2 separate regions of the Homo sapiens genome follow, and region 2 is linked to region 1. A link is a loop called in an ENCODE intact Hi-C map of the cell type or tissue named here. Cell type or tissue: Panc1. All regions are shown on one strand. Each heading gives the region's core, and the rest is flanking DNA. Links, peaks and the distances in the headings are about the cores only. Region 1 overlaps NALCN-AS1 (NALCN antisense RNA 1). Region 2 overlaps PCCA (propionyl-CoA carboxylase subunit alpha).

The links. Hi-C counts contacts between places; a loop is a spot of excess contacts. Peaks named below come from ENCODE experiments on the same cell type or tissue, not always from the same donor. Only the 100,000 strongest peaks of a DNase experiment are listed, where the experiment ranks them.
Region 2: it touches region 1 in a loop (8-fold over the local background); 1 of 110 quality-filtered maps calls a loop at or near these places.

The regions. Positions count from the first base shown.
Region 1 is chr13:100,880,849-100,891,222 of GRCh38, reverse strand. All of the region lies in intron 2 of NALCN-AS1 (NALCN antisense RNA 1), which reads right to left. Among named protein-coding and RNA genes, the nearest start is that of LINC00411, 58 kb to the left of the region's middle. RefSeq lists an enhancer at 9,634-9,928. In Panc1, for the core only: no CTCF peak of the experiment used is centred there; no DNase peak of the experiment used is centred there.
Region 2 is chr13:100,379,535-100,389,908 of GRCh38, reverse strand. The region is part of intron 19 of PCCA (propionyl-CoA carboxylase subunit alpha); the gene reads right to left. Among named protein-coding and RNA genes, the nearest start is that of PCCA-AS1, 96 kb to the left of the region's middle. In Panc1, for the core only: no CTCF peak of the experiment used is centred there; no DNase peak of the experiment used is centred there; H3K27ac peaks cover 4,032 bases.

The DNA of each region.
Region 1 (10,374 bases), core at 3,323-8,322:
TTCAGCCTCCCAAAGTGCTGGGATTACAGGCGTGGACCACCATGCCCGGACTTCACCTTGTCTTGAATGTGCTCACTTACATCCGCCAAAGAGGGAAGTACCTTAATGCAGTCTGTAATCACACCAATATTTCTGGGTTAAGGTTGTTCAAGCTAATTGACCCAAGCTCTTCCCAATCTTCTGGTCCCTGGAGAAGTATGGATAACGGGGAAGTCAGACAGACAGTTTCCAGTGAAAATTTAGACTCGAAGAAATTACCTATTTGACCTTCCCCTTAATACTCCCTTTTTGTCCGCTGTAAAGCTCTCCCACTCCCCTGCCTACCTTTGAGTCTCTGCCAAATGCAAGTGATGGTGGCTGACTCCTTAATCCAGGGAGATTGGGTATCAGGTTACAGAGCAGGGTGGATGGAAGTGACTTTGTAGTACAATGCACTTGAATGAATTATTGCAGGATGCTCAAATGGGAAAGACTGAAGCAAAAAGAACCCTCAAAACTCACCAGGGATGTGCTGTGATAAACCCTACCCTGAGTCCCCTCAAAGCCTTTTATATCCTTGGATGATGAGGAAAAGAAAAGACAGGGAAAGCCTGCTATCCCCTAAGGAGGAGGCAGGGATGTGAAAGACAAGGGGGCACTGTTCCAAAGGGTTAATCTGGCCTGGCCACTGCTTGGCCAACAGTGCAGCAATAATAGGCATTGATGCCATGAGGAGCTAAAGTGAAAAACTTCCACAAAGGGTGTGAGGTGGGGCAGGAGTATTGAACACAGCCCTTCTGTAACTGTGAGTACAGGATTGGGCATGCTGTCTACAGCCTGAGAGATAGTGGGCCATGTGGGATGGAACTTAGCAGAGAGCATAGGACTAGAAATCCATCAGTTTCAATGCCTGAGCTCTGAGGGGTGCCTTCTGTTTTGCAACCACACTTCCAGGCTGGTGAACCCTAGAGAAACAAAGGTTCAGTTATTATTCCTTCCAAGAGCACACACCCAGATGTGGCCTTGTATGGGAGGAGCTAAGCATGGCATGTGGACGCTTTAATTTGACCTCTATGTACATGCAATGCCACATCTCAGATGTGATTCTGATTTCATTCCTCTAGGGCTGTGAGTCTCAATCAGAGGTCAGCACCAGAATCAACCAAGGAGCTTTTCCAGTCTGCAGGTATCCACTTCCCACCCCAGACCTATAGGAGCAGAAACTCTGGGGGTTAAGCCCAGTAATCTGGGTTTAACAAGCCCTCCAGTGATTCTGGAGTTCATTAAAGTTTGAGAACCACTGCCTTAAAGAAATAGTTTAAACCTGAGAGACATTCAATAGGACCAATGTCCGGGTCTCACCCCGCAAGAGTACAGCCTACCTAATAGGAGTTTTATAAACTATCCAGATGTTTTTAATATGCAATCCAGGTTGAGAACCTCTGCCTTTAAAAGTCTACATAAATGGATTCCTCATTTATGAACCCCTTGAAACAGTGTGCAAAATTGGGTGTATATGTATATGTGTATTTTTCTGGGAGAGAATCCATAACTTTTATCAAATTCTCAAATGGGTCCGTTATTCCAAAAATGGTTAATAATATGAACACTTAAGAGAGAGCATGCATTTTCTCTTATTTATTTTGTAACTGGGACACTTCATGAAGAAAGTGGTTCAAATATTAATGTGTGCCAAAGATGCTAAATAAATATGAATTAACCTTTTTCAATCAAGTACAAGATGGTTTCATATGTCTTAGAGTAGATAGGGGTAAAGGAAGGATAGCTGTTATTCCATACTGGTCTCTGTCATTGTCATCATTAAAATTTATTCCCTATCCTAGAGACAAGCTACCATATTGCATACAATTTTTCTCATTTGATATACATACAACCCTGTGAGCTATGCTAGGCAGGTAATACAATCCTATTCTTAGATGAAAGGTGAAGTGACTTTCTCAGGGTCACACAAGTCTTAGTAAAATAATAATTTAAATGAAGATCTCCATTAATGTTTGGTCTTAACTACGGGAGACTAATACAACATGGAGAATGGCTAGACCATCTAAAAAACAGAACTCTGACTTGCAAATGCAGCAGCCTGCCCAGTAAACCAACCCTTTATCTATAATAAACAACAAAGGAAGCCAGCCTACTCAAGCTAGACTTGCGGGAAGCCAGACTGCTATCTCTAGTAACAATCCAGCAGGCTAAACAATCACTTCTTCAACAACAACAAAAAAAACAAAATGTTGAGGATTTGATTAATGAATGGCAGTTTCTCTAATTTTTGTCACCACTTCCAGCTTAGGACCAGAAAGAAAGCCAAATATGCCCCCAACCCCTTACATAGACTTTTCCGGTCTGCAGGTATCCACTTCCCACCTCAGACCTATAGGAGCAGAAACTCTAGGGGTTGACCCCAGTAATCTGGGTTGTTGGCTGTAATCTGGGAAGTTGGCTGCAGCCAGCTTCCCTATGTCAACAGCCTTCAATCAGGACACACTTGAAGCTGTCCCTTTTTGCCCACTGTAAAGCTCTCCCACTCCCCTGCCTACCTTTGAGTCTCTGCCAAATGCAAGTGATGGTGGCTGACTCTCTTGCTACATCAAACTCTGAATAAATCACCTCTGCTTTTCTTATTTGAGTTGTCTGTTTATTTCCACAACTAACTTTATGGGCTCACCCTTCCTGGTTTCAAAAGCAAGGAACACCACTACTTATTGCTAAATACTACATATACCTTCATACAGATACACTGATGGGATGATGCCTTTTCAAGTTAGCCCAGGGTAGAGTTTTTCCCAGAGAAATATCTATAGACTCTACCAATATGTGAGTCAAAGCAAAAGATAGATCCATGGAATAGATTCTCATCCCAACATGGCTTCCAGACTGAGGATTCAACTGGATCTGGGATGAATATCTTAAGTGACACCTTCTTCCCCCAGCCCAGGTCATATTTAATTCTGATCTTCACCTTTGGATCTAGCTCTAAAGCATGTATTGGTGATTTCTTAACTACGTATAGGGCTTTTTTTCTCTTTTTTATCTTTTCAAAGTATTATTGATGATCATATCCTCTTACGGAGTATGAGCTAGGTGGGGAAACTGATCTGCAGAGAGATTGCATGACTTGCTTGAGGTCACGTGACCATGGCCTCAGTCTCCCAACATGGCTCTGTGTTATCCCAAAACAGGATATACAGGACATTGCTGTCATCCCATTCAGGAATGCAGGACACTACTGTCATCACATTGCCAGCCCATATCTTGCTCATGGGGCCCTCCTGACCCCAAGGAAAGGCATTCTCTGCCTTCACTGCATGCTCACTTTGTCCCAAGGGAATCTGGAATGAGTTTCCTTCACAGCCTCTTAATGACACAGTGGGGTTGAGAAAGGACATTGCTGAGTCATTTCCAGCCAAAGGAAAGTATTATTTATAGCAATCTGCACAGACCAACCTTGGTAGTAACTGAAATGACTTCCTTCTGGCACAGGGTAAGTACCAGGCTAATTGTCACCTGTACCCTTTAAAACAGCTCATTAAGTATATATGGGCTGCTAATTGCCTCCCCTAAGTTTTCCTATCTCTCTACTCTGGACGTGATCAGGTTCTTTAGCCCCATGGGCTGCATTTATACAGCCTGAGAGGTTTGTTCTTCCAACGTAATTTAAATCTATATTATGCATTTTTGGCAAAGTTTGACTATGGGCGGAAAACTGAAAATTTTGCAGGACTTCCATCACACCAGTGCAGTCTCTATCTCTTTACCTTTTATTATTGGAACCTCCCTCTCTTTTTTCCTACCACTCAGCTTTTTGTGTTGCTTTCTTTCCCTTGTACATTACCCTCCACTGTATTCACCAAGTCTTTCATCTTTCCCATAAACCAGACTGATGTTGACAACTCATTTCTTGTCCTTGCGCTTCACACCAAAGTGTCTAGTTGAAATATATGGGCCATAGCACAGTGAAAATTGAGCATTGGCAAGAGATATTCCCTGATATTTACTATATTACTCAGGTGATTCCTAATTATGTATTGTCTTGCATTTTACCTTTTTATCCTCATATGATTTGTATGCCCGGAGAGACCATAAACCAAGACACTACCATATCTTCCATTTATATTAGCCCTGTTAGCCCTCACCGTATCAGTGCCCAAAGAATTTGGTTGAATCAATGTCTTTCTTATACAGCATGCCCAGATCCCAGTATTTAGAAAATAAACCTGCATTTATTGTTTTGAGGATTCAAATAAAATCTCTTGTCCCACATGTCAAGTTTCTCACTTTGCTTGTTCTCAGATAGAAGAGTAAATAGTAAGTTTAAATGTTCTCTCAGTTTAACTCTAATAATACATATCATTACAATTGCATCTTTGAAATTTGGAGTATACATAGATACATATACACACATATACTATGTGTGTATACTATACGTATACATATATTTGGAGTACACATATAAATACATACATGTTTATATACATATGTAAATATGTGGATATGTGTACTCCAAATTTAAATTAAACCTTCGCTTGAGATTTCAAGCATAGCTAAACGTTTGAAACTCCTGTTTCTACGTTTGTAGCACAAATGCTACAAAAATTACTCAGCAAGTAAGACTGCTCTTCTAAAAGAAGGAAATGATCATTGAAATGAGATTTTACCTTGGATGGATTAACGTTTGAGTTATTTAAAATATTCAAATAAAGTGTTAAATGGGAGCAACATGGAATATGTAGGACATCACATATGGAATAATATAATTTGTTCTATAACAAATACAAAAACACACATATGTATGCATATAGTATATAGATGTGTGGAAATTTACTTTTACTTTTCACTTGTTTTTCCTGAAATTTTACCATAATCATTAACCACATTTTACAGAAAAAAATACTGGCTAAGGCCAGTCATAGTAGCTCACGCCTGTAATCCCAGTACTTTGGGAGGCCGAGGCAGGTGGATCACAAGGTCAGGAGTTCAAGACCAGCCTGGCCAAGATGGTGAAACGCTGTCTCTACTAAAAATACAAAAATTAGCCAGGTGCAGTGGCAGGCGCCTGTAATCCCAGCTACTCGGGAGGCTGAGGCAGGAGAATCGCTTGAACTCGGAGGGCAGAGGTTGCAGTGAGCCGAGATTGCGCCACTGCACTCCAGCCTGGGCAACAGAGTGAGACTTCGTCTTAAAAAAAAAAAAAAAAAAAACTAGCTAAAAAATTACCAATCTCTTAACATAATTTTCAAGATGAACATTTTCCATATGTGCCCAATATGAAGTATCTCTAGATTGGCCTGACTACTTTTGCCTATTCTCCATGGGTCCTACTCCATTGAACATTGATCTAGACCAGGGTTGACAAGCTTTTTCTGGAAAGGCCTAGATGATAAATATTTTAAGCTTTGCAGACTAGTCTCTGTTGTAACTATACAACTCTGCTGTCGCAGTTTAGAAGCAGCTGCAGCCACATGTGGCTATTTAAATTTAAATGCAGTAAAACTAAATACAATTTAAAATTCAGTTCCTCGGTGGCACTAACTACATTCCAAGTGTCCAGTGACCACATGTGTCCAGCAGCCACCATTTCAGACAGCACAAAGAACATTTCCATCATCACAGAACAGCAAAACCTAACTCTCAAGATCTTCAGACTACGTTACAATTCTTCGGAAAAGAATGGGAAAAAAACATTTCATTCCCTAAGCTCCTAAATCCTAGTCATTTTTGACACTTATTCAATACGAATGATTTATAATAGCATCAAGGAGTGTGAAAGTTTCATATTTTGCACAAAATTTCCATGGCGTGATTTTAAACAACATTTTAATTTTCACCAGAGATGAGGTGTTAAAAAGCATGGTGGAAATTTTATTTGGAAGAGTTAAGAATGGAAAGCCAAAACTATCTATACAATAAAAATTATGGGGCTGGCCTCCAATTATTTTTTTAAACATCTTATAAAACTGAAATCCAAAATACAATCATTTTAAATACATCCAAAAATGATAAGGAAGGAAAAAAACAGGTAAGAGAGAAAGACATCAAGCAAAACTGTGTCTAGGGAATGTATCATTTAAAACTACCACCTGCTTTCAGCGGTATTTGAAAGGGACTTTGTCCAATTACTACTTCCCATGATATGGCCACACTTCTATCCTGAAGCTTGTTCTGGTTTCCTTAGAGCATAGGAGTCAAATATGGACACAAGATGGGACAGAGACACTTTCTTTTTAAAATCAAGCACTAGAAAGGTTGCCGAATGATGCAAAACTAAGCAGGATATGAAGAATAAAAGGAAGAACTTTAAGAGAAAAATCACACCATAGCATTTCTAACTTGTTATCGGATTTTCATAAGCTTTCATTTTCCCCATGCATTTCTTGGTGGTTTAGGTAGACACACTATTTATTGCCTACCTGCAATTCCCTCTGTATAGCGGGAGAATTCACATTCCAAGAAAACTAGTGGAAGAAAAAAAAAAAAAAAACCAATGGCCTAAGAGAAGCGGCTCACATTCATCTACTCACCAGCAGCCAGATGAGCTTTGTCTCTTCCACAGCCCATTTGAAAGTGGGTACAAGAGCAGCTGCCCCCAGCAGCAGCAATAAACATGTGTCCTCAAAAAGTTATGACTGTTGACTGCAGAAGAGAGGATGGAGAGTCTGAGAACAAGGCAGTTTGCTTATTGATTTTGAAGCCCACAGTGTGACAAGAGACCAGACAGAAATGTGTTCAGTTAAACTTGGCACAGACGGGGGCCGACAGCCACGTTTTAAACTGTATAATTTTATAATTAAAGATCGGGGTGGTCAAAATAAATAGAACAACATTAATCAAGTCTTTAAGATGCCACTGTACAAATCAGCCACTCTCATGTCAAAGAAACTTCGACAACTTTCAAAGGGCGTCATTTTGTGCAAACAACACACTATATTCTAATGTTTAATTAGCTCAGGTATCAAAAGGCAGATGTGGCTGCAATGGGAATCCCAACATTACCTATGGCAACGGCTGCCTGAGCACGATTGTGGTCACATTCTCTATGCGACAGTTCTCCCCAGTCCTCAGCAAGCCCTTTTTATTCTCCAACTCGGTTTTTCTTTATAAAAATGGTCAAAATGTGAGCCTCCTCACAAGAATTTGATGAAATTTTATGTGGCTTCTGGAGACACACTTTGAAGCTGAAGGCAGCGAATTTTATATGAACAAAGAAGAGTTGTGGTTTTTCAAGCAGTGTTTCTCAAACTTTAATGAGACATCCATCACCTCGGGATCCTGTGAAAATTCTTATTCAGGAGACCTGGGTAAAGTCTAAAATTCTGTGCTTCTAATCAGCTCCCAAATGATGGTGATCTGCTGGTCTACAGACCACACTTTGGATAGCAAAGCTAAGTAACACATTAATTCACCATGATCAAAGACTCCTCCTTAGACTTGGAATTGATAGAGGGTATTATTCTTTAAATGCAGAGTTCTAAAATATTAGAGTGACATAGGACCTAAGAGATTATCAAGAATAAACTCTTCCATTGTTATGAGCACTGAAGGGACACACTCACAGTTACACCACAGTGTGGCAGCAGCTTCTGGGTCTGGCTTCCTTTTGACAGCCATAATAACACATATGTCAAGCCCTACGCAGTAGAAAAGCATGTTCACTATGACAGAGAAGAAGGAATAGAGGGAAGGAAGAGAAGAGAGAGGGAGATGGCTTATTTCTCACATATCTGTATAACTGAATTCCGCAAAAAGCATGGTGCACGACATCAAGAATCATTCGGAAGAGTTGTAGGGCTAATGAGGTTCCAATAGAATTAATCAGTTCACAAAGACTTCACCATTCCTATCCAAACTTTTCCTTGTAATCAATACTATTACCTTCTGAAAAACCAGTTGAGATGGTACGGCTCCCATCCTGTCTTACTTCTCTCCACCAAAGCTTTTATATAGCACCTATTCTGTACCTAACATACCTTCGTGTATGGTATCACATTCAACTATTGCACAAATCTGTAAAGTGGATAGAATTATCCCTTTTTTAGATGAGAAAACTGAATTTGATAGTGATTAAGTACCAAGTATGCGGTAATACAGCTAGTAAGAGGCTCAGCTAAGATTCAGAGTCATGGCCCCCTATTGCAACCCTGAACTATTTCTTTGTTTTCAAGCCTGAAATCACACCAGGCCTATAGCTTAAGTCAACTTGTAATGAGTTTACAAATTTATTATGTTCCATTTGAAAGCTAGCTAGTACAAGTTATTTCTAAAAGAAACTACCTCTCCCACATTGCATCAGTTTTTAGATTAGGAATAGCTCAACTCCACCTTTTTTTTTTTTTTTTTTTTTTTTTGCCTTTAGTACCTCAGGAACAGAGATTTGAATTAATCTTATGTATTAGTCAGGGTTCTCTTAGGGGGACAGAACTAATAGGATATATATATACACATATATATAAAGGGGAGTTTATTAGGTATTAATTTACACGATCACAACGTCCTACAATAGGCTGTCTGCTAGCTGAGGAGCAAGGAGAGCAAGTCTGAGTCCCAAAACTGAAGAACCTGGAGTCCAGTGTTCGAGGGCAGGAAGCATCCAGCACGGGAGAAAGATGTAGGCTGGGAGGCTAGGTCCATCTCGTCTCTCCACGCTTTTCCGCCTGCTTTATATTCACTGGTGGCTGATTAGATGGTGCCCACCAGATTAAGGATGGGTCTGCCTCTCCCAGTCCACTGACTCAAATGTTAATCTCCTTTGGCAACACCCTCACAGACACACCCAGGATCAATATTGCACCCTTCAATCCAATCAAGCTGACACTCAGTATTAACCATCACATCATACCTCTGGATTTAGAACATATTACAATAATCATTTTGTACAAGGACCTACTCCTGTTTTCTTTTGTTTTTCCCCACAACCCTCATCCCTAACTCTCTCCTCTCCACAGATTTCCACTGTGATGTGTTGGATATGCATCTTTGAATAGTTGTACGGATACACACAAATTTTAATTTGCATGTATGACGCTGTTCTGTTTTTTTAAACAAATGCTCTCCAAAGGTGTTTCACTTACTACTGCAAATGCTCCCAGGAAGCAGTTTTAGGCATTTCAACTGGGCAGCATGTCCCTGAAGGGAAGCAGAGAAAGGCTGGCACTCAGGCATGGAGAAGAGTCTCAAGAAAAGGGCATTAATTTCCCTCTCTACCCAGTTATGCCTGGTCCTCAGTGTCCTCCCTGGGGGAAGGCTCATCCGAAGACCTCCTAGAGATGCTGAAAGTGTAGATGCAACCAATGGAAACCCAGAGATGGATACAGGGGAAAATTTTGTCCATAATCCAGGCATATAATTCAGGCATAAGAAATCATAACTGATTTATTTTAATCCATCTATTTCAATTTTTTTACACTTTTAATATTTTCAGCATGAGGGCCACTGATTATTTTACCTCTTTTCTCTTAAAGAAAAGTTAATTATAAAGACTCAGGCCATAATTTCCCAGGAAAGTGTCAGGATGATCTAAGACGAGTCCCAGGCCTTTACCATGAAGCAGACTCTCAGGGATATTGTGAAATCGACATATGAACAGTGTGTGCACATTCATTTCTCTATTGCTTCAAGGACATTCAAACCCAGGAAGGCAGGTGGGCTTCTGAGTTTTGATCTGTGCCAGTAGCTCTCACTCTTGAGCTGGCGTGAGAGCCCCCAGAGGGCTAGTTAAAGCTGGGCCCATCCCCAGAGCTGCTGACTCAGTAGGGCTGGGGCTAGGGCCCATCAGTCTGCATTTCTAACAAATTGCCATGCGGCACTGACGCAACTGATCCAGGGCTTTCACTGCAAGAACCGCTGCTCTACGCAATGTTAGGACCAGATGTTTCAAAAGATCAGAAAATGGATTGGGATTCTTAATTGACTCTTTCTGTTCAGACAGTATCTATACAATGTGTGATAATTTTTATTTTCTCCACATATGTCTTCTTGTTTCTTAAATCCTCGTGATCCTCTAGATATATATTTGGAGCACAATTTTCACTCAATGCCCCCAAAAAACCTGTTATGGTTTTCAAATACTCTGTATCTTCATTTTCTGTCTACTTGATCTGTCGGTTTCTAAGAGTATTAAAATCTCTCACTATGAATGTAGATTTTCAATTGTTTGCTTTATTTATATGTCAAAACTATGATGGGCACTGTAAATTGCTTTATGATTCTTTTATCTTCATGGTGTGTTTTTGATTAATATAAAACATCTTTTCTTTTTCCTTCTTAATGCTTTTACCCTTGAGTTACATTTTGTCATTTTAGCATTATTACTTCTGTTTTCTTTTTATTAATGTTTGCCTGGTTTGTATTTTTCTTTCTTTTTATTTTCAACCTTTCTGC
Region 2 (10,374 bases), core at 2,571-7,570, 500 kb after region 1:
CCCTGCAGGCAAGCCTTCTGTGGCTCTCCACTGCACTCCACACACATCCAGACCAGGTTCAGGGCTGGCACTTTCACATGGCCGGGTCCCAGCTGCTTCCCCTGGGGCCTGCCCCTCCCATCTCACCACTCGTTTCCCCCTCCCTGCCTGCCACCAGGTCCCACACTTCAAGCTTTCTGTGCTGCAGTCATACACAACTTCTCTCTTGCTTCAGACACAATTAACTTTCTTAGTTCTCTTTCTGCTTTTTTTTGGTGTGTGTGTGTTTTTCTTTTCTTTAACTTCTATTTTACATTCAGGGATACATGTGCAGGTTTGTTACATAGGTACACTTGTGTCATGAGGGTTTCTTGTACAGATTATTTCATCACCTAGGTATTAAGCCTAGTATCCATTATTTTTCCTGATCTTCTCCCTCCACCCTTTGGTAGGCGCCAGTGTGTTGTTCCCTTGTGTCCATGTGTTCTTGTTATTTAGCTCCCACTTATAAATGTGAACATGCGGCATTTGGTTTTCTGTTCCTGCATTAGTTTCCTAAGGATAATGACTTCCAGCTCCATCCATGTCCCTAAAAAGGACATGATCTCGTTCTTTATAGCTGTATCTACTTTTTATGTAGGCCTTCAAACTCTGACTCCTTCCCCTACCCTCCCCCAAACCTCCTGTGTAGGTCTCAGCCTGGCCAGTATTTCCTTCCTAAGCCTCCCCTAACCACCTCCGTGTTCAGTTCGGGGCCTCCGCTACATACATGCTCACCACAGCACCTGCCCTCCCTGTTACCACTCAATTTTCCTCCTTCACTGACACAGCTTTCATCCTTGTCCCCCTCAACAGATGACACTGTGAGAAGTCAGATGTATCATCTCTTTTGATTACCACTGGTTCTCCAGGACCTATGTCATAAAAGGTACTCAATAAACAGCTGTTATATTACAACTAAAATGATCAATGCATGGTGCTATAAATATGTCAAAATTCATCTACTAGCTGAGTCACTCAGCCAAGGCATTTTAACAGATGGCTCCACTGTTCATTCTATTTATAAACAACTTTGAGGGGTCAAAATATCATACCAAAGTGAATTTTAAAACTTTTTAATTATTTTTATTTTTTAAGACGGAGTTTCACTCTTGTCACCCAGGCTGGAGTCCAATGTTGCAATCTTGGCTCACTGCAACTTCTACCTCCCAGGTTCAAACGATTCTCCGCCTCAGCCTCCCAAGTAGCTGGGACTACAGGTGACCACCACCACACCTGGCTAATTTTTGCATCTTTAGTAGAGACTGGGTTTCACCATGTTGGCCAGATTGGTCTCCAACTCCTGATCTCAGGTGATCTGCCCACCTCGGCCTCCCAAAGTGCTGGGATTACAGGCGTGAGCCATTGCGCCTGGTCTTAAAACTTTTTTAAATTTGTGAGTTTTACATTTTTTGTTTGTTTGTTTTGAGATGGGGTCTCACTCTGTTGCCCAGGCTAAAGTGCAGTGGCACGATCACAGCTCACTGCAGCCTTGACCTCCCAGGCTCACTTGATCCTCCCACCTTAGCCCCCTGAGTAGCTGGGACCACAGACATGTGCCACCATGCCTGGCTAATTTTTTTTTGTAGAGACAGGGTCTCACTATGTTGCCCAGGCTGGTCTCCAACTCCCAGGCTCAAGCGATCCTCCTGCCTCAGCCTCTTAAACTGTTGGGCTTATAGGCGTGAGCCACTGTACCCAGCCAACTTTAATTTACTTTTTGTTGTTGCAGAAACCTGACTAGCACCCGTAATAGGCTCCTTGACTACTATAAATATTTTATAAAGATTTATGAAACTGAACTGAACTAAAGGTGACTATCTGGTATCAACGCTGAAAGTTTTATTCTAAATAAAATTCTTCAGAAAGTGAATCCAGGGCTAATACTAAAAATCACTTGAAGTCTTAATTACAGTATTTGCCAACTGTAATATAACAACCAATACCATTCAGTGTTTTTCATTGCCAAAGTAACTGAATTTTATATATTTTTGTTCTTCACTTAGCACCATAACAAGTTACTTGGCCCTTGAGCACACCATGACTGAGTCATTCAAGAGGGTACAGGTGCAGCTGTGCACCCAATTAGACAAGCAATTTTCCAGAGTACACGGGCAGGATCTTCACATTTTTGTGAAAATTTAGTCCTATGTTTCAAAAGTAGAGTGCGATACCCACTGAACAAACCTGCATTTAAAAAGTAAACAGATCAAGCTGTGCAAGGTTACTCTTCAGACTTGATTTCTCTACAACCTTGTTTATCCAACCCCCTCCCATCAGATGTCAAGCTGATTTGGATGAATTTGCCTTGAAAGGATATTCTTTAGCTTGGGATAAGGAGTCACATTGGTACATCAGGTTACTTTTGGATGTTCTTGCTTGAACCAAGAGTAAGGAAAAACATACTGTTCTCTAAAATAGCCTTGTGATGTCTTAGGACGAGTGAAATTACTATGAGCTCTGGAACCCTAAGCAAAACTTTTGGAGTGAACTACCTTTACACTGCCTTTTGCTATTGGGAAACACATCTCTCCAACTATTCTACATTCACAGTAATCTCTCTGGGTAGTTCATACACCTACAGAAGGGGAAACAGGAGGCTGTGGAGGAACTGTTCGGACTCAGCTTCCTTACTCTGACCTATGTTACTGCTCTTTCTTTGCTTTTTCCAATTTCTTAATTCAGATTAGATCAACCTGTAACCAGAGCCTATTAAGTGATCTCCAGCAACTGTCTCCGAGTTGGAAGTGCTAGCCAAAGAATTTCAGTGATTGCGTTTTGTGTACTTACACCTGTGGGACCAGCACTCTCCATTTAATGAGCCAGCTGCTTTTCTGATTGCTTCCCCGGATGGCCAAGTCACTGCAGAAGTTTCTTGAAAGGTAATTAAGGCTCCATTATTTCAACACTGCTCCATCTTACAGACCCTTCCACTGCACAATTTTGAAATGTTTTTTAAAAAAAATAGGTAATACACATGTAGGGTTCAAAATTCAAAAAATACTAAAAAGATATGATCTAAGAGATGTATCCTTCTCACTTGTTATGGAGTCAGCCCTCCAGCTCCCCAACTCACAGGCAACCATGGGTCCCAGTTTCTTGTGGCTCCTTCCAAAGATATTCTGTGGATATCACAAGCACAAACACACACATTCTTTTTTATGCCAATGAATGTCGTTTGCCTCTGTCACTTGATAAAGCAGCACACAGGGCTGGGCGCGGTGGCTCACGCCTGTAATCCCAGCACCTTGGGAAGCCGAGGCGGGTGGATCACGACGTCAGGAGATGGAGACCATCCTGGCTAACACAGTGAAACCACGTCTGTACTAAAAATACAAAAAATTAGCCAGGCATGGTGGCAGGCATCTGTAGTCCCAGCTACTCAGGAGGCTGAGGCAGGAGAATGGTGTGAACCTGGGAGGCAGAGCTTGCAGTGAGCTGAGATCGCGCCACTGCACCCCAGCACCCCAACCTGGGCTACAGAGCGAGATTCCGTCTTAAAAAAAAAGAAAGCAGCACATAGAAGACACTCTCAACTTTTTAAAGGCTGCACAGTATTTCAATGTTATGAATGTATCATATTTATTTAACTATTCCAGTCTGACAGGCAGTTTGATACCATGTTACACTGGTACAGTAAGTTACTTTTAGACATTCTTCCTTAAACCAATAGCAGGGAGAAACATAGTATTCTTTAAAATAGTCCTGTGATGTTTTAGGACAAATGAAATTACTATGAACTCTGGAACCCTAAGCAAAACTTTTGGAGTGAGCTACCTTTTCACTACCTTTTGCTAGTTCTTTCCAGTCTTCTGCTCTAAGAAATAATACTAACATGACTATTCTTGCACATCTCCTACAGGTGGACATAACACACAGTATAAATTCATTTTGTCAAATTGCTCTCCATGGAGGTTGTTATATCCATTTATACTCCCACCAGCGTTTGAGAGCTTACGTTTCTACAATCTTAGGAAGAGGCCAGGTGCAGTGGCTCATGCCTATAATTGCAGCACTTTGGAAGGCCAAGGCAGGTGGATTGTTTCAGCCCAGGAGTTCGAGACCAGCCTGGGCAACATGGTGAAACCCTGTCTCTATAAAAAATACAAAAAGGAGCTGGGCATGCTGACTATTCAGCTATTCAGGAGCCTGAGGTGGGAGGATCACTGGAGCCTAGGAGGCCGACGTTGCAGTCAGCCGTGATCATGCCACTGCACTCCGGCCTGGGCAACAGAGCAAGACCTGGTCTCAAAAAAAATAAATAAATAAAATCAAAACAAAACGGAATTAACACATTTTTCATTTTTGCCAAAATGTGCATGGAAAATCGTATCTCATCATGATTTTCACTTGAATGTGTGTGTGGCTTTTAGCACTTTTTATCATATGTGCAGGAGCCACATGTCCTTTGCTGTAAACTGTCTCTGAATATTTTTTTACCAGGGCTTTTGTTCATTTTCATATTGATTTGTAAGAGTTCTGCATATATGAAGGGCATCCCTTATTTTGTGACTAAAATGAACTGCAAATTTTCTCTCTGGTTTTTTGGCTTACCTGTTGGCTTCACTTACGACAGTTTTACATTCTTTGCAGAAAATTTTTACATTTTTAAGCATTATCTTGACTTATTATCCTAATAATTTTTCAAATGGAAAAATAATTTTATCAAGGAAAAAGTTCTTGCCAATGTAAAAGAATTTCTATGTTTATGCATTATGTTTTAATTTTAAAAAACTATTCACAGAAAATAAGGTATTTTCCTCAAAGAGAATATCTTTTGCTGCTTTGTTCAGTATACTTTTTAAAGGTAGAGGGGTAGAAAGACTAAGTGAAAAAATTACCTAAGAAGAGAAGTAGTTTAATGATCATAACATTTAATTCTGGCAAAAGACAAATTAATGAAAAATAAAAAATAAATATAAAATATGACTTCAAAAAACTTACCTCAATTTTCTATCATTTGTCATGTACTGTAAGTCAGTTTTCTAAATAGAATTATAGTCCTTTATTATAAACCCCTAATGGTACTGTAGTATTCTCTTTAAAATGCTCAGGGAAAAAAAGGTTCTTTTTCTGTCTGCCTTCTCTGTATTTAAGCCATAGGTAATTTTTAAACTAAAAGCCTATAATAGGCATAAATGTAATAGTTAACTCACCTTGTTTACTGATGTCCTTTTCATGTTCAAGATTAAAAGCCTATCCTAAAAACTGACAATAGAGGCAAAAGAATACATATAATAATGTTCTATTTTTTGAACAAAAGATGTTCCAAAATTAACTCTTTAAAAGAACCACATGATTCTTATCATGTTCCTATAAAAATTCCAGTAACTTCATAATTTAGTATTATGCTCTATTCATAGAATAAAAGAGATTATGATGTAAAATGCATGTATAAATTCTTAATGAAGATACATTACAGATTCTTTATATTACTATTTGAGAACACAAAGTTATTATTTTGTGCAGAAGATTCTTGGCATATTCTAAGTTCATCGAATTTTTCATTTTTATGAAAACGTTACACAAAAACATTTAAACAGATTTACTTAAAATTGAATTTTTGGCCAGGCACAGTGGTTCACGCCTGTAATCCCAAAACTTTGGGAGGCTGAAGCGGGCAGATCACCTGAGGTGAGGAGTTCGAGATCAGCCTGGCCAACAGGGTGAAACCCCGTCTCTACTTAAACTACAAAAATTAACCAGGCGTGGTGGCACGTGCCTGTAATCCCAGCTACTCGGGAAGCTGAGCCATGAGAATAACTTGAACTTGGGAGGTGGAAGTTGCAGTGAGCCAAGATTGTGCCTCTGCACTCCTGCCTGGGCAACAGAGTGAGCTCTGTCTCAAAAAAAAAAAAAAAAATCAAACTTTCAAAGTGCTCTTTAAATATTAAAATAAACTATGGTGGAATGTTTTCTTAGTCAAGAAATCCAGAACAAAACATATGGTGGTAGAACAAAGGAAAAAGGGTGAGTTATAGCAGAGAAGGAAAACGTCAAACAATGCGTATATAATTATTTCTTATTATGCATCCATATGTAGTTATTATTTTCTATTCTTAGTTCATCACCATATTCTTTCTTTGAGGAGAAAAATATAGGGTGGTAATTTCAATTATATGAATACTACAAAACAATTCCCTCCTTCCACCTCAAGCATCTAAGATGAAACAATTTTGCATCAACCAAAACAAACATTATAAAGAAAACAAAATGTAGCACAAACTCTCTTGTACACAAAAGCTTACCTATCTCAAATCTTTATTTTTTTTTTTCGACACGGGGTCCAGGATTTCACTCTCACCCAGGCTAGAGTGCAGTGGTGCAATCATGGCTCACTGCAGCCTCAATCTCCCAGGCTCAAAGCATCTTCCCCCTTGGGCCTCCTGAGTAGCTGAGGCTACAGGCGTGTATCACCATGACCGGCTAATCATATAAAATTTTTTTTGTTGCCAGGGCTGGTCTAGACCTCCTGGGCTCAAGTGATCCTCCCGCCTTAGCCTCTCAATGTGCTGGGATTACAGGCGTGAGCCACGCACCCAGTCTCAAATCTTATATTGCTCTCAAAAAATATTGCTTGGATAAAACTTGAAATCACAGGCTGGGCACGGTGGCTCATGCCTGTAATCCCAGCACTTTGAGAGGCCAAGGTGGGCAGATGGCTTGAACCCAGGAGTTCAAGACCAGCCTAGGCAACATGGCGAAAACCCTGTCACTACAAAAAATATAAAAATTAGCCAGACATGGTAGCATGCCCCTGTAGTCTCAGCTACTTGGGGGACTGAGGTGCTCTCCCCCATGCTACCACATTCTAATGTTTTTCCTCATTTATTTATACAATAATTTTGAGGCAAGTTCTGGCTTATATATACTAAAAAATATGTTCTAAGCTGTGACTCATCAGTCATCTCCCCCAAGAGGAACTTCTTTCATCTTCCCCCAGATCCTTCCCTTCCCCCAAGCAGTTGAGTGCCTTTCTTTCTTTCTCATAGATTTAACTGGTTGATGACACCTCTATTAATGCATTTATTACATTATTTTAATTACTTCCAACTCTGCCTTCCCTTATAAGTACAGATTGTTTACATGGATATCTCCAAGCCCAACTGCCTTTAATTTATTTTTTCCCTGACAAAATATTATATGTTGAATTAGCGATTTTTCATTGCTTGCTTGGAATATGTTCTAGAAGTAAAAATAGTAGACCAAAGAATATGAATGTTTCTAAAGGTCTCTGATAAATGTTATCATATATAACCATTTAATTCATCTTTAAATTACTGACATGTAGGCCAACAACTATTGTTTGATATTGATACAATGATAGAGACAGGAGGCAGAGAAATTCTAGGCAGACAGGTGTGGGTCCCTGGTGAAGTTCCACCCTCAAGCTGAAAAGCCTGAGACCGTGGCCCAAAGTGAGAACTTCTCTCCCTGTTTTCCAGCTCAAATGTTGCCTTTTCCTAAACTACCCATGGCCCCACCCCACCTCATCCTGTGCCTATAAAGACCCCAGACTCAATCAGCAGAGAGGAGAAGCAGCTGAATGTTGGAGAGAAGGGACTTGACTTCAGAGGGACAGCTTGATGGAGTAACCGGAGAAAATCCAGCCGGACTTCAGGGGAAGATCACCTACCCCTCCTCTGTCCCCTTTTCAGCTCCCCTCTCTTCCCACTGAGAGCCACTTTCATCGGCAATAAAATCATTCCTGCATTTACCATCCTTCAATTAGTTCGTGTGACCTCATTTTTCCTGGACACCAGACAAGAGTTCAGGAGCCATGTGTGTGGATACAAAAGGTTGTTACGCTGGCCCTTTGCCCTCGCTGGTGGAGGGCAGCAGCAGGCCAACTGAGCTGTTAACACTTAAGCCGCCTGTGGAGAGCAGAGCTAAAAGAGCACTGTAACATGCCCTCTGGGGCTTTGGGAGTCACAGGCACCCCTCCTGGATGCTGCCATGGGGCCTGCACAGAGTTCGCTCCTGCTGGCGCCCAAAAGCACTTGCTCTGGTTCCTGCACCCACTCACCTGTGCACTCCCTCCTACGAGGTGTGGAAGGCAACAGGTGCAAATGAGTGGAGTTTGATCCCACTGGCGCCAAAACGGCTGGTCAGTTCCAGTGCTCCTGCACTACAGTTCCCGCCTCCTTCGCTCGTGTGCTCCCTCCCACAAGGAGTTGAGAGCTATAGGCTGATTAAAGGAGGCACCCCGTGGCAAAGCGGTCCCGCAAAGGGGTCAGGGAAATAACTTGCTTCAATATTATTTGAAAGGTAAGATATATTCACCATAGTAATAAAGAAATACATAAATACTTATATAAATATTCAAGATTAAATACTCCTGATACAACAGAGCCAAGGTTCTGAATAACCCAGATATTTAACCATTTGAGGAAATGCCATCCTGTTTTCCAAAGCAGCTGCACCCTTTTACGTTCCCACCAATAGCATTTGAAGGTTTCAATTTCTCCACCTCTTTGCCAACACTTTTTTTTTTTTTTTTTTGAGACGGAGTCTCGCTCTATCGCCCAGGCTGGAGTGCAGTGTGGCGATCTCGGCTCACTGCAAGCTCCACCTCCCGGGTTCATGCCATTCTCCTGCCTCAGCCTCCCAAGGAGCTGGGACTACAGGCGCCCATCACCATGCCCCAGCTAATTTTGTTTTTGTATTTTTAGTAGAGACGGGGTTTCACTGTGTTAGCCAAGACAGTCTCCATCTCCTGACCTCGTGATCCACCTGCCTCAGCCTCCCAAAGTGCTGGGATTACAGGCGTGAGCCACCGCACCTGGCCTACCAACACTTGTTATTACCTGACTTTTTAAAGTAGAGCTATGTAGTGGGTACAAAGGACAATCTCACTGTGGTTTTGATTTGCATCTGGATCCCTCCATGCCTTATGATGCAGAACATCTCTATATGTGCTTACCGGCAATTGCATATATTCTTTGGAGAAACGTCTATTCAGATCTTTTGCCTATTTTTAGAGTGGGCTGTTTTTTATTGTTAAGTTGTAAGTGTTCTTTATGTATTTTAAACACAAGTGCTTTACTGAAAATTTCATTTGCAAATATTTTTTCCCATTCTCTGGTTTGTCTTCAATTTCCTGTTAGTGTCCTTTGAAGCAAACATTTTAATCTTGATGTTGAACAATTCATCTATTTTTAAAGATGTTTTGCCTCTTATATTTAGGTCTTCAATCCATTTTGGATTAATTTTTGTATACTAATCAATATGAGGTAGGGTTTCTACTTCATTCCTTTACATGTGAACCCAGGTGTTTCGACACCATTTGTTGAAGAGATTATTCTTTTTACCATTGAATTATTTTGGCACCTTTGTCAAAGATCAATTGACCATATATTTTTGGGCTTATTTCTGGATTCTCAATTCTATTCTGTTGATTTATATGACAATCATTTTGCAAGTACTACACTGTATTTGATTACAAGGCTGTTTGTAGTAACTTCTGAAAGATGGAAATATGATTTATCCAATTCTGGATTTTTGTGGGTTTGTTTGTTTGGTTGGTTTTGAGACAGAGTTTTGCTCTGTATCCCAGGCTGGAGTGCAGTGGTGTGATCAGAGCTCACTGCAACCTCCACCTCCTGGGCTTAAGCTATCCTCCAACCCCAGCCTTCTAGGTAGCTGGGACTAGAGGCACATGCTACCACCATCAGCTAAAAAAAACTTTTTTGTAGAGATGGGGGCCTCACTATATTTCTCAGGCTGGTCTCGAACTCTTGGGCTCAAGTCATCCTCCTGCCTTGGCCTCCCAAAGTGCTGGGATTACAGGTCTGAGCCAATGTGACTGGCGTGTTTTTTTGTTTTTTCGTGTGTGTCTGTGTGTGTGTGTGTGTGTGTTTAGATTACTTTGGCTATTCTGGGTCCCTTAAGTTTCCATATTTTCCAAATTTTAGGATCAGCTTGTCAATTTCTGATAAAAATACAGCTTGGACTTCGGCAGGAATTGTGTTGCATCTTTAGACTAATTTGGGAATTACATGATTTGGGTGTGTCCCCACCCAAATTGCATCTTGAATTGTAGCTCCCATAATTCCCACATGTGTGGGAAGGACCCAGTGGGAGGAAATTGAATCACGGGGGTGGGTCTTCCCCGTGTGGTTCCTGTGATAGTGAATAAGTCTCAGGAGGTCTGATGGTTTTATAAAGGGGAGTTCCCCTGCAAGAGCGCTCTCCTGCCTGCTGCATGTAAGATGTCCCTCTGCTCTTCCTTCATCTTCTGCCATGATTATGAGGCCTCCCCAGCCATATGGAACTGTGAGTTCATTAAAGCTGTTTCATTTATAAACTACCCAGTCTTGGATATGTCTTCATTAGCAGCGTGAGAACAGACTAATA